2 separate regions of the Homo sapiens genome follow, and region 1 is linked to region 2. Evidence: chromatin contacts called from ENCODE Hi-C or POLR2A ChIA-PET data. All regions are on one chromosome and are shown on one strand. The core of a region is the stretch at or near the end of the contact, and the rest is flanking DNA. Distances in the headings are between cores, read along the strand shown. Region 1 has its middle 140 kb from the start of MIR5192. Region 2 overlaps COMMD1 (copper metabolism domain containing 1).

What was found. A loop is a pair of places that touch in the nucleus more often than their neighbours do. ChIA-PET counts read pairs that join two places held with the same protein, here RNA polymerase II (POLR2A).
Region 1: a loop to region 2 is called in a map of cardiac septum, with 2.8 times the contacts of the local background. The contact joins two enhancer-like sites. A Hi-C loop is called at or near these places in 1 of 168 maps with a recorded cell type or tissue (cardiac septum). POLR2A ChIA-PET finds 5 or more read pairs at or near these places in 4 of 52 experiments (A549, BJ, GM10248 and 1 more).

The regions. Positions count from the first base shown.
Region 1 is chr2:62,339,236-62,342,433 of GRCh38, forward strand. No RefSeq gene overlaps it. Among named protein-coding and RNA genes, the nearest start is that of MIR5192, 140 kb to the left of the region's middle. Within about 2 kb of position 1,861, at least 5 of the 41 ENCODE cell types and tissues checked have a DNase peak (open chromatin) inside an H3K27ac peak, as active enhancers do.
Region 2 is chr2:62,012,569-62,015,915 of GRCh38, forward strand. The region is part of intron 2 of COMMD1 (copper metabolism domain containing 1); the gene reads left to right. Among named protein-coding and RNA genes, the nearest start is that of COMMD1, 110 kb to the left of the region's middle. Within about 2 kb of position 1,708, at least 14 of the 41 ENCODE cell types and tissues checked have a DNase peak (open chromatin) inside an H3K27ac peak, as active enhancers do.

The DNA of each region.
Region 1 (3,198 bases), core at 611-3,110, 330 kb after region 2:
ACCCAGCTAATTTTTGTATTTTTAGTACAGATGGGGTTTCACCATGTTGGCCAGGATGGTCTCAATCTCTTGACCTCATGATCTACCAGCCTTGGCCTCCCAAAGTTTTGGGATTACAGGCGTGAGCCACTGTGCCTGGCTGAAGTTTTATTTTTATAATAATATTGAATAAGATTTAATTATCAAGTATAAAAAAATTTAGCCTTACTTAAATAACTTTATTTTTTAAATTTACTAAATTTTTGTATTTTGCTTTGTAATATTAATAATTTGGACAGGCGTGGTGGCTCATGCCTGTAATCCCAGCACCTTGGGAGGCTAAGGTGAGAGGATCACTTGAGCCCAGGAGTTTGAGACCAGCCTGGGCAACATAGTGAGACCCCTGGTGGAGCTGGGGAAAGAGCCACAGAGAGAGCTCAAAAAATTAGCTGGGCATGGTAGTGAGCACCTGTAGTCCCAGCTACTTGGAAGGCTTAGGTGGGAAGATTGCTTAAGTTTGGGAGGTCGAGGCTACTGTTGCCCAGGATGGAGTGCAGTGAACTGTGATCATACCACTGCACTCCAGCCTGGGCAACAGAGCAAGACACTGTCTCAAAAAAAAAAAAAAAAGTTGAATGTTTTAGAAGAAAAACAACTTTATTTTGTAAACTCTTAGATCACTAGGAATGAATACAAGTTGAGTTGGGATCAATTTAGAAAATATGACAGTGGAGCTCAAAAAAAAAAAAAAGCCAAAAAAGGAAAAGTATTCAGAAGCGCATCAGCTTAAATTTTTTAAAACTGGCAACACTGAAAATGAACAGTTTTCTGTTGAGGTCTCTCATAAAATTTGTAAGCAAGAGAACTTCACAAACTCTTTTTCTTTTCCCTTCCCTCCTTCCCTCCCTCCCTCCCTCCCTGCCTCCCTCCCTCCCTTCCTTCCTTCCATTTTTGAGCCAGGGTCTTGCTCTATTGCCCAGGCTAGAGTACCGTGGCATTATCATAGCTCACTGCAGCCTGGAACTCCTGGGCTCAAGCATATCTCCTGCCTCAGCCTCCCAAGCTAAGACTACAAATGCATACACCTCACATGGCTAATTTTTTATCTTTTGTAGAGATGAGGTCCAGCTATGTTGCCCAGTCTGGTCTTCAGCTCCTGGCCTCAAGTGATTCTGCTGCTGCCCAGGCTGGAGTGCAGTGAGCTGTCATCACAGCCTCCTAAAGTGTTGGGATTACAGGTGCGAGTCACAATGCCCAGCCACAGATTCTTTTTTAATGAGATTTTAATGCTGATGAAACTGTAAAAATAAGCAAGAAAATTATTCTCATTAAATTCATAACTTGAAGAGGTTGAATGCAATTCCTGCAACTTCTTTTTTTTTTTTTTTTTGAGACAGAGTCTCGCTGGAGTGCAGTGGTGCGATCTCGGCTCACTGCAACCTCCCCTCCTGGGTTCAAGCAATTCTCCTGCCTCAGCCTCCCAAGTAGCTGGGATTACAGGCGCCCGCCACCATGCCACCTAATTTTTGTATTTTTAGTAGAGACGAGGGTTTCTCCATGTTGGTCAGGCTGGTCTCGAACTCCTGACCTCAGGTGATCCACCCACCTCAGCCTCCAAAAGTGTTAGGCCTGGCCGCAACTTCATATTTTTTTTTTTACCAAATGAGGATCTGATTACAGATCCAAAGAATAAGAAGGTATGTGGCCTCTGTTTGCACTTGCAAGTGTTGGGGGCAATGAAACTGTGTCAATCAGCTTCCTTCTCCCCAGAGTCTGTTTTCAGGTTAGGCAGGAGAACAGGGCAGAGTCATTCCCAGAAGCCTGGGCCTTGTCAGATTCTTCAGAAGAGACGGCCTCCTGGGACACTCTGGATCCCTGGCAGAGAGCTCAACCCTGACAGCCTCCCTGAGTCATACCAGAGCAGTCACTGGGTCCTGATGTCCCTGTTTCAGATGCTCTGCTCCCTGCCCCCGCATCTCTGGAGTCATCGGGCTGCTGCATGCCCATCAACCTGAGTAGTTGCAGGCTATTGGTGTCATTTCTGGAAAAGAAGGCAGCTGCTTCTCTGTTTGTTTTTCTCTTCCAACACAGTGCCGTATTTACCTACAGAACCACCACAAAGTGACAGCCCTGGCAGATCTGCTACCATTCAGCAGCTGCCTCAAGTCACCCAACATAGTGTTTGAGTCTCCAGTGAGAGGGAGGGAGACAAAGGCTGCATTCCACAGACCTGGTGATGGAGGCCCAGAGGAGAGAAGTGATTTCCTCAAGGTCACCCTGCTTCTCGGTAGCAGACCCAGGATTCTCAATCTTTAGTTCAGATGTTTCCCATTGTATGAATTAGGAATACTGAACTGTCTTCACTTTTTGTTTGTTTGTTTGTCTTTGAGACAGGGTCTCACTCCCCTTGCCCAGGCTAGATTGCAGTGGTGCAATCACAGCTCACTGCAGCCTCAACTTTCTGGGCTTAGGTGATTTTCCCTTCTCAGCCTCCTGGGTATCTGGGACTACAGGTGTGTGCCACCATGCCTGGCTCATTTTTTGTATTTTAGTAGAGATGGGGTTTCGCTATGTTGCTCAGGCTGGTCTTGAACTCCTGGGCTCAAGTGATCCACCTGCCTTGGTCTCCCAAAGTGCTGGGATTACAGGCGTGAGCCACATCTTGGTTAGAAGTTTGTTCTTTTGTTTTTTTGCCCTCCTTTGTAAGACAGCCCTATCCTGATAAATTATCAGGATACAGGCTTAGGGATTGGGTGAGTTTACCAATGAGATTGCAAGAATGCTAATTAAATTATCCCTTTCCCAGGAGCCTCTGCTTCCTGAGGCTGCCCCACTCCCAGCCAGCAAATGCAAATGGACTTAACTGCAGTAAACTTTTGTTTACTTGGGGATGTTGGTTACATTTTCAACTGCAAAGATTTATAACCAAAGTTAAGGGGTTATAAAAAGACCTCAGTGTCCTATTTATTATAACGTGAAAAGTAAATATCCAGACTACTTTATTTGCAATAGCAAAAGTTTGGAAATAACTAACTTGCCCATTAAAATAGGATTGATGAAATGACTTCTAGTACATCCACAGGACAGCATACTATGGAGATATGAAAAAGGAATGATACAGAAGCTTTCCTTTTTACTTTTAAGTTATATTTTTTGCATAATAATCTACAAATAGAATACTGTATAATGAAAAGCCTCCCTTCTATTCTGTCTCCCAGC
Region 2 (3,347 bases), core at 458-2,957:
GGGCCTCCCAAAGTGCTGGGATTACAGGAGTGAGCCACCGCACCCGGCCCCTTTGGCAGTGATTTAGTACAAGTCCCTAGTGATTGCCATTTCTTTCTCACCACCTCCCACAATGTTGATTTTCCATTTTTTCAGCCCGCTGTCAGTAAGAAGTAGCAAGAAGTAAATTGGCAGAAAAGCTATTATAAGCAAAAGGAAGATTCACTTAGCTAGTGATTCAAAGCATCACTATATGTCAGACTCATCTGAGGAGCTTAAAAAGAAATTAAGATGCCCAGACCCCATCTCAAAGTAAGTGGCTTTACTTTAATTTGAGTGAAGGAAGATTTCTTCTCTGAGGTGAGCTGAGCTTTGAATGACAAGAAGGAGGCAGCCCCAGGAAGATCTGGGGGCACAAAATACAGGCAGAGGGAGCAACCAAGGCAAGAAATTAGCCTTGTTAAGAATTTTAAGTGTAATGGGAAGCCATTAGAGGGTTTTAAACAAGGAAAGATGTGATGTGACTTATATTCTAATAGGATTGCCTTGATTCACCTATGGAGAATGGATTTCTGGGATCTCAGTACTGGGATACTGAGATCCCAGGGGGAAAATATCACTAAGGTTGGAATTGCTTTTCTGCACATTAAAAGCAATTCTCTTTTTCCTTGAAACCTCCATGTGATGTTAATTAGGTAAATGGGATTTCAAGGAAAAAAAAAATACAAAACAACAAAAAGAAAAACTGTTATCCTTCATTCTCTTAATAAGATGAGGTATTCAGAAATGAATGGAGCCAATATTAATATTCCACTCCAAAAAATAGTAGAAATGAGTTTACATGGACTTCTCACAATCTCCATTCCACATTTCCATCTCTGTTTCTCATTTATGACAGGTCCCTTCCTTTAAAAACTTTTTTTATTATAATATGTTCCAAAACTTGTTTGTCAAACCTAGGGATAACTAATAAAAATCAGTATTGTAGGGGGAAAAAAGTGAAAGCAGGAGGCCACTTACTGGGCTCTCACAGTGGTCCAGGTGAGATAACGGCATGGAAATAGAGGTAATTTTAAGGAAGTGAAGTGAGCAGGTAGAGTGTAGGTTTTGAATATGGGTGAGTTGCTTTGAGTTGACTTGGAAGGGATGTAGAGAATGAGAGAAAGTGAGGAATTGGGGGTAACACCTTGTTTTTTCTTGTAAGACTATGTTAGCATAATTTGGTAATTCTAGTCATTGTTAAAACAGTCTTATTGCAGTGTTGACTGTCTAACATACAACTTGAGTTTTCTGGTAGCTATAATTACCCCTTCCACTTGGGGAAAAATATGAAAGAAATCATTTAACATTTGGCAGTTAAGAAGATGTTGTTTGTGCTGAAGTAATTTTATTTTTAAAACTCTCAACTTACAGAGAGATGCACTTGAGATTACTGAACATAAATTTTTTATAGACTTTAAAAGAAAATCATTGTTTCTTATGATGTGCCCTTTCTTATGTATACTATACCCAATAAAATGATTTAAAGAGGAGGAGAGAAAAAGATGAGTGTCTTTGCAGATTCATTGACCCTGTGAGAATAGGGCTTTGGCACTGCTGAAGTCCTCAGCCTCTGACTAGTAGCTTGCCAGCACGCAGCCCCTGGTGTTGGACTTCGTTCAGCTGTTCAGGCTGTCTGTTTCTATTCTTGCAGACAGATGGGGTGCTTGAGAGGAAGCCAGGAAGCCAAGCCTTAAGAGGACTTGGAAGCAATTTTTGGATATAAATCCCTTGTCCTAAACTCAGGGCAACAGTGTATCCTGCCCAGCAGTGTTGAACTGCCTGTGTTTGTCTAGTATGTGTGTACTGGCTGGTTGGCTCTGGGCTTCATTCCATGTATGCCACTGCTCTATTGCCAAGATAAATGTAGAAGGCCTCTGGCCCAAGCCCTTCTTTAGTACTTAAAAAAAAAAAATTGTGGTAAAATACACATAACAAAATTTTACCATTTTAACCTTTTTTTTTTTTTTTTTTTTTTTTTTTTTTTTTTTTTGAGACAGAGTCTTGCTCTGTCACCCAGGCTGGAATGCAGTGGTGCAATCTTGGCTCACTGCAACCTCTACCTCCTGGGTTCAGGCGATTCTTCTGTCTCAGCCTCCCGAGTAGCTGGGACTACAGGTGTGCACCACCACGCCAGGCTAATTTTTGTATTTTTAGTAGAGATGGGGTGTCACCATATTGGCTTGGCCAGTATGGTCTTGAACTCCTGACCTCATGATCCACCCCCCTCAGCCTCCCAAAGTGCTGGGATTACAGGTGTGAGCCACTGCGCCCGGCCATTTCAGCAGTTTTTAAGTGTACAGTCCAGTGGTATTAAGTACAGCCCAGTGGTATTAAGTACAGATGGTTTTCTTTTTTAAGAGATGGCAGTCTTGCCACCCAGGCTGGAGTACAGTGGCATGATCATAGCTTACTGTAGCCTCAAGTCCTGGGCTCAAGCAGTCCTCCTGCCTCCACCTCCCAAAGCACTCGGATTACAGATGAGCCACTGCATCCAACCCATTCATGATGTTGTATAACCATCACCACTATTTGCAGATCTTTCTTTTTTAAATCCCAAACAGAAATTCAGTACACATTAAACAATAATTCCCAATTTCCATCTCTTCAGCCCCTGGTAACCTCTTTTCTACTTTTTTCTCTGTGTATTTGCCTATTCTAGGTACCTCATATAAATAGAACCACACAATATTTGTCCTTTTGTGTCTGGTTTATTTTACACATAGTGTCTTCAACTTTTATCGTTGTTGTAGTACATATCAGGATTTCATTCCTTTTAAAGGCTGAATAATATTCCATTGTGTACATATACCACATTTTGTTTATCCATTTATCTGTTGATGGATATTTGAGTTGTTTCCACCTTTTGGCTCTTGTGACTAATCTGCTGTGAACATGGGTATACAAATATCTATTTTAGTCTCTGTTTTTAATTCTTTTGGGTATATACTAGGAGTGGACTTGTTGGATCATACGGTAATTCTATGTTTTAACTTTTTAAGGAACTGACAAACTATTTTCTACAGCAGTTGCTCAATTTTACGGTTTTTTGCAGTACATGAAGTTTCCAGTTTCTGTACATCCTCACTAACACTTGTTAGTTTCTGGGTTTTTTTTTTTTTTCTTTTTTTTTTTTGATAGTTGTCATCCGAATGTATATAAAGTGGTATCTCATTTAGTTTTGAGTTGAAGTCCTTAATGATTAGAGATGTTGAACATCTTTTTATGTGCTTATTGGGTTTGCCCTTTTTGTTTGTTTTTTTGAGACAAGAGTCTTGCTCCATCTCCCAGGCCGGAGTGCAGTGGTGCAATCTTGGCTCACTGAAACC